2 separate regions of the Homo sapiens genome follow, and region 1 is linked to region 2. Evidence: chromatin contacts called from ENCODE Hi-C or POLR2A ChIA-PET data. All regions are on one chromosome and are shown on one strand. Each heading gives the region's core, a stretch centred on a gene start or an enhancer-like site at or near the end of the contact. The rest is flanking DNA. Distances are from core to core; before and after follow the strand shown.

Region 1 (6,375 bases), core at 526-3,025, 450 kb before region 2:
CAACGGGAGGACCTGGAAAATCTCCCTACTAACCCACTCAGCGTGCCCTGTAATAGCAATGACACCAGGCTCCAGAGAGAGGCGCTGCCGAGAGAGGTCTAAAAACAGATACAAAACACAAGAAAACTGAAAGAAAACCCCTAAAGGACTGGCTTAATTGATAACATTCATGCATTCATGAACTTTGGAAAAGTGAAATGCTTACTGCTTATGAGTTTGATGACAGTGGTTGTTTTGAGATTTTCAGTGGCCACAGATTGACTAGCAGCCATTTAAAATATGTCCTTATGGGAAGAGAAGCTAATGCCGCAAATCAGCTAACAAGTAGTGGGTAGTTGGGGTCCTTCTTGACCTATGGATTTGTTTAGCACTCAGATCTCTCGATAGAGCACTTGGCCATGACAGGGCTCAGGTTTCCAGCTCCATTTGGAGGAAAAGTGAGCATGCTAGGCTCAGGAAGACACCACACAGGCTCCAGCCGCCCCATCCCACTCAGCCAGGTTTTCATCCCTGCCTTCCTTCATCGTTTATGTCAAGGTATAGAGGTTGGGGGCACATTCTGAAATTGTGTATTGCCCAGGAATGAAAAACCAGGGCTCTTGATTATTCTTTAAGGGTTTAAAGCCCCCCTTTAAAAGGAGATTTTAATTCCCTTTCCTCTGTTATTCTTGGGTGATGGGTCAGCTGTATCCCAAGAAATGACCCCCAGTTCCCCTCCAGGGGGGAAGACATGCTACCTGGTTTACAAACCAAGTAGGGTTGGCCAACTCTGGTTGCCTTGGCATGGGGCCATTCTGCAAGTTCTCTAGTACTTGTCCCTGTGAGGGTGAGGGCGTCCTGAGTCTGGAGTGGCAGGAGGGAGAAAGCAGCTGAGCTGAGCCACCCTCCTTCCATTCAGCAGCAGCAATGGCAGGAACACGGTTTCACCAGTCTGCTCAATAGTTTTCCCCTGGTGTAGCCTTCCTGTGGTCCTGGGAGGCTAACTTTGCAGGGCCTGGGGTTTGCACCAGTCCATTCTCACCCTCTTCCCTCTTCTCCCTCCAGTGTATGTGGTAGAAGACCAAAGAAGAGATGAGCTAGGACCATCCACCTGCCTCACAGCCTGCTGGACGGCTCTCTGTTGCTGCTGTCTCTGGGACATGCTCACCTGACCAGACCAGCCCAGCCGTCCTGTCCTGCCAGCTCTGCTGCCACCTCTGACAGGTGTGCCTGCCCCCATCTCTTCTGATTGCTGTTAACAAATGACTAGCTTTGCACAGACACCTCTACCTTCAGCACTATGGGATTCTAGATTAATGGGGGTTGCTACTGTTTAATTCAGTGACTTGATCTTTTTAATGTCCAAAATCCATTTCTTATTGATCTTTAAAGATGTGCTAAATGACTTTTTTGGCCAAAGGCTTAGTTGTGAAAAATATAATTTTTAAATTATACATTCAAGGTAGTGGCCAAATGTAACACATCAATCATGGAATGATTTCTCTGCTAACAGCCGCCTGTATGTTTCAATAAATTTGTCCAAAGCTCAACTGTCTGTCTAAATGATTCCAGGCCTAAGCTAAGCTACCTGGAGTCTGTGCTTGTCTCCTGGACTGTTACCATGTCTAACTAACTACTCATCTGCTCACTGAGGCTTATAAAATGTGGGTATCTATCTCAGCTAGTGGCCACCATCCAATGTATGACCAGCAGCCAATCTACCTTTTTATTCTGGTGGTGATGCAAACAGTGAGGGTGCTACAAAGGCGGCCAGTTCTGAGGGCCAGGTGTTCTCCAGCTGGGTCATGGGCTCCCGGCCAAGCTACTCTCCCCGTAGTCCCACTCAGAGATAGGCTCAGGGAGGAGCATTTGCCACATCTTGCACCTGCCTTTACCCAGAGCCTAGGAAAGGGCCTTTTGGTAACCAGGGGCTGCCCCTGGAGTGGCTTCCAGGCCTGCTCCCTGGAAACCCAGGAACCTACAATTACATGGGGCCAGCCAAGAGGTTTTCCTTTTTTTTTTTTTTTTTTTTTTTTTTGAGATGATGGAGTTTCACTCTTGTTGCCCAGGCTGGAGGACAATGGCGTGATCTCGGCTCACCACAACCTCCCCCTCCTGGGTTCAAGCAATTCTCCTGCCTCAGCCTCCTGAGTAGCTGGGATTACAGGCATGTACCACCAGGCCGGGCTAATTTTGTATTTTTAGTAGAGACAGGGTTTCTCCATGTTGGTCAGTCTGGTTGCGAACTCCCAACCTCAGTTGATCTGCCCGCCTCGGCCTCCCAAAATGCTGGGATTACAGGCGTGAGCCACCGCTCCTGGCTGAAGTTTTCCCTTCTGGATGTCCCCTCACCCCTCACCCCAGCTCGTCAGCCGTGCCACTCATCTCATATTTGGCCACAGGGTGGCGCCAGGCTGCCATAGCAGCAAGTCCGATTTTCCTCCATCAGCTGGCCCGCCCAGCCCAGCCAGCCCGAGAAGCCGCAGCTGACAGCTAGCTCCCTGCCGACTCTGCCTTCCCTCCGAAGCAGTGGACGTGCTGATAAATGTTTACCGGTGCTCTCTTTAAAAAAAAAAAAAAAGCCATGTTTTGTTGCATGTCCTGTGTCTTATTTCTGATGTCCTGTGTCTTATTTCTGTGGTGTACGTGTTCTCACCATGCCATGGCTGATTTCAAGTTACCAATGTGATGTCACTGACTGGAGCTGGGAAGGGCAGCACAGGACCTGACATCATGTGGGATTTCTACCACCCAGACACAACAGAGCCAACCTCACAGATCACAGTCAGTGCACAGATAGAGCACAGATCGTGGTCAAATGTAGTAATTAGGGATGCATTTTGAATATTTATTGTCCTTGTTTTTAACATAATTTGCAAATTTACATAATTATAATGGCTGTGTTTGACAACTGGCTTGCAACAAAATTCTTGAAAATTGAATAATTGGCCCACCTGGGCTGGGATGAGCCAGCTGGATCACACCGTTGCCCCCTCAGCCTCTAGGAGGCCTCAGGATTATGGCGTCCATCTTATGATATTGGCCAAAAGGAGACAGTCTTGGAGGTGCTGCTTACTGTTGAACTTCCTTTTGGAATGTATGGGAGAAGGCAGGGAAAGGAATCTTTAGGCAGACTGCCATCCAGGGACTGCTATTCTGTTCACTGAGATTCAGCTGTGAACATCTGTTCTTTCTTCCTCTTCTGTCTACTGCATGCAGGCCCGGAAGCTGAGCGTTAGTCAAAGGTACAGGAAGGGAAAAGAGAAGAGGGCAAGGCCCATCCCCCAAGAAAGGAAGGGCTCTGATGCAGAGGGAGCAGGAGCTGAGGTGGAGACGGCCACTGCCTCTCTCACCCTCTGTTCCATCCCTCTGCTCAAGAAAACCAGGCTTAGCAGAGTGGGACAGACGCTTTTTATTGGTCTGGCTGGCGTGCCTAGTGGAAAGCTCAGGCAGAGCTTCCTATCTTGCCCTGGCTCCCATCTTCCCTCTCCTGGGAGTTCATCACACATCCCGAGAGGGAAGAGTGTCCTGGGCAGAGGTGGCAGGCAAAGCCGGGTAAAAACTCCAGGGCTGGGAAGCAAATGGGGCTCAGGGTGATGCAGAAAATGTGATGTTGCCAGGCCATCCAAATAAAGCATCCATCGGGGCAGAGGAGAAGCTGTTTCCCTGCAGACACTCCTCTGCCCCCACCAGGAATGGGAGGGGCAGGAGGAAGAGCTTCCCAGAGAGGCTCCCTACTGGGCCCTTCGTGCCATCAGCATCTCCCGGATGTTGTCCTCAGCTTCCTTAACGCTTCGCTCCAGGTAGGACTTTTTCTGCTGCAATATGAGAGACAGACAAAGGTTAGGACCAGAGTGAATGGGCCGGGCTGGAAGACACAGCTTTGATGTCCAATGGTTATGGCTTTTCCTTTGTGACAGGCAACTTTCAGGAGTATACTGCAAGCCAGGTACACACACCTGCCCACAGTGCTCCCCTCACCTCCGAACCATGGGTGATCACGGGCAGGCAGCAGGGAGAAGATGGCTTTGGTAGAAGCAAAAGTGCTCTGTGGAGGACAGGCAGTAGCACTCTTCCCCCAGAAGGAAGAAGACTCTAAAAAACAGGCGTCTCAGTACATGAAGTTATCCCAGACAGACAAAGGCCAGGAAATTCCAGGACAAAGCTCCTGTCCGTAACAGACTATCTCCTCTCAAGGTTTTCCATGGCCTGGGCCAGGCGTCTGTAGCCACTGCAGCTATAAAATGGATGGTGCACGCTCTGCCCTGTCCAGCAGGAATATGGGCTGCTGTGAGGGCTGTGGGGCTGTCTCGCATCGCACTGAGTGGGTGAGTCAGAAGGCAATCTGCTTTTCTAATGAGACTGCTGCCTGCCAGGAATCTGGGACACTAAAACACTGAGGAAAGCAGACCTTTTGGAGGCTTACCTTCTACTCCATCTGGGTCCTAAATTAAAAATCTCGGCTTAGACAAAGAACTTTCACTACTTTCAGGAGCCAAGATTTCAAAGATTAGTCAAAGGAAATGATGTCTGTACATTATTTGCCCTGTGCTCACCCCAGAAGTATGGTGGTTTTACCAGTGGTCCTTGCCCCGAGGACATAGTTGTGGCTGTATTCCCAGTTAACAGACATGAAATGAAGCCTCCGTTTTAGAGGAATACTATTCATGTCCTGAGGGAATACTCAAAATTATCACCTCCCAGGGCATATGTGACTGAGCCACACTGGAACCAGTAATACAGTCACCAGGCAGCCCAGGCCCTTCTCTCACCTCCACCCCCTTCACCCAAGCACCTGTTGATTCTGTTCCACCCATTAAAGTGCCCACAGGACTCAGGGAAGCAGGGAGAGTTTAGGGCAGAGGACAAGTGAGCTCTCTGTCCAATTAATTAGTTGTTTGTATGTTTTATTTATTTTTGAGACAAGGTCTCAGCTCAGAGTGCAATGGTGCAATCACGGTTCACTGTAGCCTCTACCTCCCACCTCAGCCCAAGTAGCTGGGACTCTAGGTGCACTGGGACTATAGATGTGTACCACCATGCCCGGCTAATTTTTTTTTTTTTTTTGTAGAAATGAGAAACTTCAATTTTTTATTTTTTGTATTGCCCAGGCTGATCTCAAACTCCTGGACCCAAGCGATCCTCCCTCCTCGGTCTCCCAAAGTGCTGGCATTACAGGCGTGAGCCACCGCGCTTAGCTATTTATTAAATGATACATATAGAGGCTTTTTCCTACAGAAGCCAAATGTGGCATACACAAATCTTTATCAGTTCTTCCGTGAACCTCTGATTCCTGTCTGTCCTCTCCTTGCTTCAAATTTCCTTAAGGCTAGAAAGAACCCTCTTTACTCATCTCCCATCTGTCCTAAGTTGCAGAGAATTCCTTGGAACACAACAGGAGCTCCATAAAAACTCATGGCCAGACACAGTGGCTCATGCCTATAATCCCAACACTTTGGGAGGCCAAGGCGGGCAGATCACCTGAGGCCAGGAGTTTAAGACCAGCCTGGCCAACATGGCAAAACCCTGTCTCTACAAAAAAATTAGACAGGTGTGGTGGGGGCACCTGTAATCCCAGCTACTTAGGGGCTGAGGCAGGAGAATCACTTGAACCCAGGAGGCGGAGGCTGCAGTGAGCCAAGGCCATGCCATCGCACTCCAGCCTGGGCAACAAGAGCAAAACTCCAACTCATGGTGACCATGATAACCATTCAATCCAATGCCTGCAAATGCATACTGCTGCTAAGGAATTTTAATTACATTGCTAAACCAAATACAGTCCTATCACTGTGATATCAGAGTGGGAATTTAAACTTCCTTTGATAAACAACTCTTTTTTTTTTTTTTGAGACGGAATCTCGCACTGTTGCCCAGGCTGGAGTGCAATGGCGCCATCTCGGCTCACTGCAACCTCCGCCTCCCGGGTTCACACGATTCTCCCGCCTCAGCCTCCCAAGTAGTTGGGATTACAGGCACACACCACCACGCTGGCTAATTTTTTCTATTTTTAGTAGAGATGGGGTTTCACTGTGTTAGCCAAGCTGGTCTCAAACTCCTGACCTCGTGATCTGCCCGCCTCGGCCTCCCAAAGTGTTGGGATTACAGGGGTGAGCCACCGTGCCAGGCCGATAAACAACTCTTAGACTTTAACTGTGGTGAGCTGAAAAAAGGCAAATACTAGTAAGCCCTGACACACACTAAAGAATGTATGTCCACTGGGTGTCACAAAGAGGGGAGCAATAGCTCGGTGCCATACACCACCTGGGCACCCTGTGGACCCCATGTGAATGCAGGGGAAAGGCGAATGGAATAAGCCCACTTCTCCTCCTACAAAAGTCCGCCAGGGCCCAGGGACTCTGGTCTGTTGCATTCAATCTCTGCCAACTTGCTGCCACA
Region 2 (6,387 bases), core at 3,423-5,922:
GGGTTTCTCTATGTTGGTCAGGTTGGTCTCAAACTCCCGACCTCAGGTGATCCGCCCGCCTTGGTCTCCCAAAGTGCTGGGATTATAGGCTTGAGCCACCATGCCCTGACTAAGTTTTCTAAAATTCTAACTTTCACCTGAATACTTGAATTTTTTCACTGCCTACAAGTACTGTCAGATGTTTTCCTTGAGGTGACGAGGCTCACTTCGTTTATTGTTGTAAAAATGTCTGCCAAATATTTAAGTTTGAAAAACCATAATTTATCTTTCAGTTGTTAATTCAAATAAAACAAGATGTTCTATGAAAAAAGTAGCTAGATCAGCTTGCAACTTGAACAATGGCATAAGCATTTTCCCTACCTTGGCGTGCAGAAGTGCTTTATGTGTACTTCCCATTTTGTCATAGCAAATATTTAAAAATAGGGTCCTCAAGGGTCAAGATTCAATAAAATCAGTAAGTTTTTGGCCAGGCATGGTGGCTCAGCCTAGCACTTTGGGAGGCCAAGGTGGGCAGATTGCCTGAGCTCAAGAGTTCCAAACCAGCCTGGGCAACATGGTGAAACATGTTGTAGGTTTCTTGTATGTTTTTTGTATTTCTGTAAAAATACAAAAAATTAGCTGCATGTGGTGGTACCCGCCTGTAATCCCAGATACTCAGGAGGCTGAGGCACAATAATTGCTTGAACCCGGGAAGTGGAGGCTGCAGTGAGCCAAGATCGTGACACTGAACTCCAGCCTGGGCAACAGAGTGAGATTCTGTCTCCAAAGAAACCCCAAAACAAACAAAGTTTTACCATTTTATCAATGACATAGTTAAGTAAAACTGAATTTTTTAAATTAATTAATTAATTAATTTATTTATTTACTTACTGTGAGTGCATGGCAGTGAAGAACACACTGGCTATTAGTACAGTTTAGTGTCACTGTCTTAATGTATGCTAAGGCACCAGCAGTTCTACTCACCAGCGCTTTTGTGCCTTCAGTGCAAATGTTAACACAACGAAAAAGGCAGATAATGTCTTAGAATTATTATAGAAGGGCCAGGCGCAGTGGCTCACGCCTGTAATCCCAGCACTTTAGGAGGCCGAGGTGGGAGGATCACTTGAGGCCAGGAATTCAAGACCAGCGCAGCCAACACGGTGAAACCCCATCTGTACTAAAAATACAAAAAATTAGCTAGGTGCGGTGGCACATCCCTGTAGTCCCAGCTACTCGGAAGGCTGAGGCAGGACAATCGCTTGAACCCGGGAGGCGGAGGTTGCAGTGAGCTGAGATCACGCCACTGCACTCCAGCCTGGGCGACAGAGCAAGACTCCGTCTCAAACAAAACAAAACAAAACAAAACAAAACAAAACAAAACAAAAGAATTATTATAGAAATAGTTTTGACCATGAAGATCCCTTGAAAGAGTCTTGTCCCCACAATACTGAGTTTTCTATTGTTAATACTAAAATGGATATTAACTCTCTAGCATAATCTTAACACTATAGTATGGAAATTTTCAAAGACACAATATAGAGAATAGTATTACAGGTCACCATTTATCCATTACCCAGCTTCAACAACCATTAACATCTGCTATTCTTATTTCATTTAAGCCCTGACATGTTTTTCTTACATATTTTTAAATAAATCCCAGACGTCATATCATTTCATCCATAAATACTTCAGTATGAATCTCTAACTCATACGGACATTTAAAAAACCCCAAAGACTCTATCTTTATTATAACTAACAAAACTAACAGCAACTCCTTAATATTATCTAATGCTAAGCCATGGTCAGTTTTCCCCAGTTGCCTCAATAATATCTTTTTATGGTTGATTTATTTGAATCAGCTTCAGAATGAAGTCTATGCGTTGTAATCAGCTGATATGTCTATTTAATCTACAATAGTTTCCTTCCCTCCCCAACTTTTTTTTTTTATTTTAAAAAGGTCATTTATTAACTGAGGAAATTGGGCCATTTGTCCTAAAAAAAAATTTTCACATTCTAGATTTGGTGAACAATATGCTTGATGTGCCATCTAACATGTTCCTCCATCTCTAGTATTTCCTGTAAACTGATAGTTAGTCCAAAGATCTGATTAGATTCAAGTTCAATTTACTTGGCAAGAATACTTCCCAGGTGGTGCTGTGTACTTCTTCTTGCATCACATCAGCAGGAACATAATGTCTAGTTGTCCTACTTTTAGTGATGTTAAAACTGATCACTAGTGAGGACAGACTGATCCATCATAAATTCCACAGTAAGCTTTTCATCTAATAGTTTGAAAAATCATTGATGATCACCACTTTGGGATTTTACACTGTCTCTTTAACCTTCAAAAATTAGTTATATGTAGAAAGAAACAGCTCAATGAATTTAGGATCCCAAAGAATTAACCTTAACACAAGGAAAACAGACCATCTCCCCTCTCCTTTGGAATTCAATTTCAAATACATGTATTAAATAGAATCATCCCTCAGTATCCACAGGAGATTTGTTCTGGGCCCCATGTGAATACCAAAAATCCATGGATGCTCAAGCCCTTGACATAAAATTATATGCACATCCTCCTATATACTTTAAATAGTCTCTAGAGTGTTTATAATGCCTTAGACAATGTAAAGGCTATGTAAATAGTTGCTATACTATATTTTTTATTTGAAATTTTTATTGTTAGATTTCAAAAGGTTTTTATTTGTTTGTTTGTTTTTAGAGATAGGGACTCACTATGTTGCTCAGGCTGGTCTCAAGCTCCTGGGCTCAAATGATCCTCCCCTTGTGGCCTCCCAAAGTGCTGGGATTACAGGTGTAAGCCACCACACTCAGCCAGATTTTTTTTCTTAATCGTTTCTTTTCCCCTGAATGGTTTTGATCCACAGTTGGTTGAATCTGTGAATGTGGGACCTTGGGATATGGAGGGCTGACTATACCTATTTAGGCATCTAGTCTCAGTCTCAGGGTAAATAAACGACATAAATAACTACTTAAAGTTGGTGTAATAACAAATATGTATGAAGTGCCAAGAGCACCTAGATGAAGGGGTAAACAGTTCTGTTTATAGAACTTACAGAAAGTGGAACTGAACTGGAGGATGAGCTCAGAATCTCCAACCTCATTCCACTCTACTCTCCTTAACTTAGTTCTAGCCATGTAGATCATCCTCTAGTTCCTCAAAACTACCAAAGTTCTTTCCCACTTTAGGGTTTCCATACTCTACCTGGACCTATCTTTGTCACACTTGTCCTCTGGCTATCTCCTACTCATTCATTAGATCAGTTAGTATATCACTTCCTCAGTTAGCCTTTCTCAGACTCCCCAGTTCTCCCTTATTTTTCTCAGAGCAACCTTAATTTCTTTATATCATTTTTCACAATATGTAATTACATAACCACATGTGGTGGCCGGGTGCGGTGGCACACGTCTGTAATCCCAGCACTTTGGGAGACTGAGGCGGGCAGATCACTTGAGGTCAGAAGTTCAAGACCATCCTGGCCAATATGGTGAAACCCCGTCTCTACTAAAAATACAAAAATTAGCTGGGCATGGTGGTGGGCACCTGTAGTCCCAGCTACTCAGGAGGCTGAAGCAGGAGAATCGCTTGAACCCAGGAGGCAGCGGCTGCAGTGAGCCAAGATGTGCCACTGCACTCCAGCCTGTGCAACAGAGGATACTCTGTTTAAAAAAAAAACAAAAAAATCTGTGTGGGATTATTTGTTCTAAGTCTCTCTCCTTCAGTAGAATGTAAGCTCCATGAGGGTAGGCTATATTGTCCACCATGGTATATATTCAGTGCTTTGTATAGTGCTAGAGACATAGCGCTAAATACACATTTATTGAATGAACGAAGGAGTAGCAGCAGCAGGCTGACTCCCCTGATCACCCAGCTGGCCTAGTTTCTGCCATCACTTTGCCATCCCAGAATGACTCAGGTAGAGTCCAGTCCAGCCCAGCGCCCAGAGCGACTGTCCTCTCCTCTGCAGCATTTCAGATCCTCCTCAATGACCTGGTTTAGGGAGGCAGACATAAGCGCCCCGTGAGTAGAGTTAGAGACTTTCTCAGTGGCTCCCTACAGGAATGATATTACCTTGGGGGTTTTGAGCACAAATTTCTGTTTGCTTTCATCAGGACCCAGCTGTGCCTTCAGTTTCAGGAGTTTCGCCACCTCCTCCTCGATCTGTGGAGGGAAAGAAGGCGCTGAGCTATCCATCTGTCACTCTCCTCCCTCCCCCGCCATTCATTCAATATTCCTCCCTCATCACATCTCTCTGCTCAGGCCTAGCTTTGTTTCTCTCGGGACCCACCCCGGATGTCTCCCCACGCAGCCCACTCTCCTCCCTACAAGACTGGTCGCTTCCCTCACATCTCTACCCTATGTCCCGAACACCCTGGCTTTACGTCCTCCCAGGCTTTGCCTTGGCCCTCTCCCCTGCTGCCTAAATCTCACCAGCTCGGCGCTGGCCTTCTGCTGCTTGAGGCCTCGCACGCGCTCTCCCTGAAGTTTCACCAGCTCCTCCAGCGCCGCACGCTCTGCCATCCCGGCTGTCCACTTGAGCCGCCTGCTGTCTCGACCTGCGGTGGTTGCCCCAGCCTCAGCAAGGATGACTTCCGGCTATCGAGTCGCTGGGTCGCACGCCTAGAGAGCCTCCGCCGAGCACAAAAATTATTTCCGGCTCCTCCCGGAAGTGCCGAAGCTGGCTACTAAGGGAACTTGGGAGGATCCCACCTCAGCCTTCGTGACTAGTGAGGTGCGCAAACGCCCGAGTTTTCCCTGGTGCGCGGGTTCCGCCTTTGCAGTGCCCTCCACCCTTCCTGGTGTCTGACCCGCCTCCTTCCCAGGCCTTTTGTTCCTGTCCCGGAAAGCCGGCGTCCTGCCGCGCGATGCCCCTGCTCGGACTTCTTCCCAGGAGGGCCTGGGCTTCGCTGCTCAGCCAGCTCCTGCGACCGCCCTGCGCTTCGTGCACCGGGGCGGTCCGTTGCCAAAGCCAGGTGAGCGAGACAGAATTATCTCTGGTCTGTCCCAGCAGGGTCTCCAGATCTGAACGCATAGCCTCGCGGCCTGTATTCCAGTAGTGTTACAATCGGTTTTTATCGAGTGCCCACTATGTACTGACACTGAACTAAGCGATTTGGATGCCTGGTCATTTAATCCTTGGAGCAATCTTGAGAGGTTGGAGTTTTGATTTCCATTCTGCAGTTGAGGAAACGGAGGCTGCAAGATTAAATGAATGACTTATACACGGATATGTAGTAAGGGAGTATTTTAATTCATATCCACACTTTTTCCTGAAACTCTTGGACTCAAACAGTAACATTTTTAAGCGAAATATATGAATATTCCTAGTAAATGAGATGACTAAAGATCAGAAGTAGACTGAGTTCATCTTAGAATTTACCTCAAAATGAATCTCAGAAAAACATTTTCAGATGTCAGAGAGTTTTGGATTTTGGAATTGCAGATAAGGGATTGTGTACTTGAACTTGGACTTCTCTTAGGGCAGATAATCGCCATAGTATGGAACCACCACATCCTCTATTTTTGGAAGGGCATACAGCGTGCTGGTAATGTCACTGATTAAGTTTTGCCTTACTTCGGAAAGATTCTAATGCTCTCTTAGCAGATGCTTTGTGCTATCGTGAACAATAGGGCACAGATCTTTTATTGATATTCAATCACAGCATCTTATCAGTCTGAGTTTTTTAGCTCATTCAAGAAATCCATATCTTATCATTCCACAGGCTTGTTCTGTGTCCTTGAGCTGGTTCCCTTGTCTTCAAGTTACAGTTTTCCTCTCTCTAAACCTGATAACCAGTGCTACCTTATTAAAAATTATTATTTTTTTGTCCGGGCACAGTGGCTCATGCCTGTAATCCCATCACTTTGGGAGGCCAAGGGGGGTGGATCACCTGAGGTCAGGAGTTTGAGACCAGCCTGACCTGTATGGCGAAACCCCGTATCTACTAAAAATACAAAAATTAGCCGGGCGTGGTGGCATGTGCCTGTAATCCCAGCTACTCGGGAGGCAGAGACAGGAGAATCGCTTGAACCCGGGAGGCGGAGGTTGCAGGAGCTGAGATCGTGCCACTGCACTCCAGCCTGGGCGACAGAGTAAGACTCTATCTGAAAAAAAAAAAAAAATTATTTTTGCTCTTTCAGTAGGAACGGTGACCTGGAGAAGATCACCATAATCCCTACCCCTGAATGGTTGGTGTTGGTAGTGGTGGGTTGTTCAGTGCCTTCATTATTCTCAGATTCTTAAAGTATTTGAGAATATTAAAAATGCGGCTGAGCTCGGTGGCTCATGTCTGTAATCCCAGCACTTTGGGAGGCTGAAGCGGTTGGATCACGAGGTCAGGAGTTCAAGAGCAGCCTGGCCAACATGGTGAAACCCCATCTCTACT

The links. Hi-C counts contacts between places; a loop is a spot of excess contacts on that map. ChIA-PET counts read pairs that join two places held with the same protein, here RNA polymerase II (POLR2A). Pooled maps may share reads with other maps.
Region 1: a map of thyroid gland shows a loop between it and region 2 (2.5-fold over the local background). The contact joins the enhancer-like site here to the promoter of HARS2 in region 2. A Hi-C loop is called at or near these places in 5 of 168 maps with a recorded cell type or tissue (IMR-90, chondrocyte, dorsolateral prefrontal cortex and 2 more) and 12 of 50 pooled maps. POLR2A ChIA-PET finds 5 or more read pairs at or near these places in 4 of 52 experiments (BJ, GM12878, IMR-90 and 1 more).

Annotation. Positions count from the first base shown.
Region 1 is chr5:140,242,261-140,248,635 of GRCh38, forward strand. It overlaps CYSTM1 (cysteine rich transmembrane module containing 1), which reads left to right. Exons shown (of 3, transcript NM_032412.4): 3 at 1,045-1,529. The coding sequence ends at 1,151. It overlaps PFDN1 (prefoldin subunit 1), which reads right to left. Exons shown (of 4, transcript NM_002622.5): 4 at 2,775-3,797. The coding sequence ends at 3,714. Among named protein-coding and RNA genes, the nearest start is that of PFDN1, 58 kb to the right of the region's middle. RefSeq lists an enhancer at 1-318. Within about 2 kb of position 1,776, at least 16 of the 41 ENCODE cell types and tissues checked have a DNase peak (open chromatin) inside an H3K27ac peak, as active enhancers do; they include dorsolateral prefrontal cortex and thyroid gland, where a contact is called at or near this core.
Region 2 is chr5:140,686,783-140,693,169 of GRCh38, forward strand. It overlaps HARS2 (histidyl-tRNA synthetase 2, mitochondrial), which reads left to right and starts at 4,673. Exons shown (of 13, transcript NM_012208.4): 1 at 4,673-4,974. The coding sequence starts at 4,867. It overlaps HARS1 (histidyl-tRNA synthetase 1), which reads right to left and starts at 4,588. Exons shown (of 13, transcript NM_002109.6): 1 at 4,433-4,588; 2 at 4,073-4,162. The coding sequence starts at 4,522. RefSeq lists enhancers at 4,295-4,524, 4,685-4,774, 4,855-4,924 and promoters at 4,523-4,973, 4,523-4,644, 4,616-4,642, 4,707-5,023.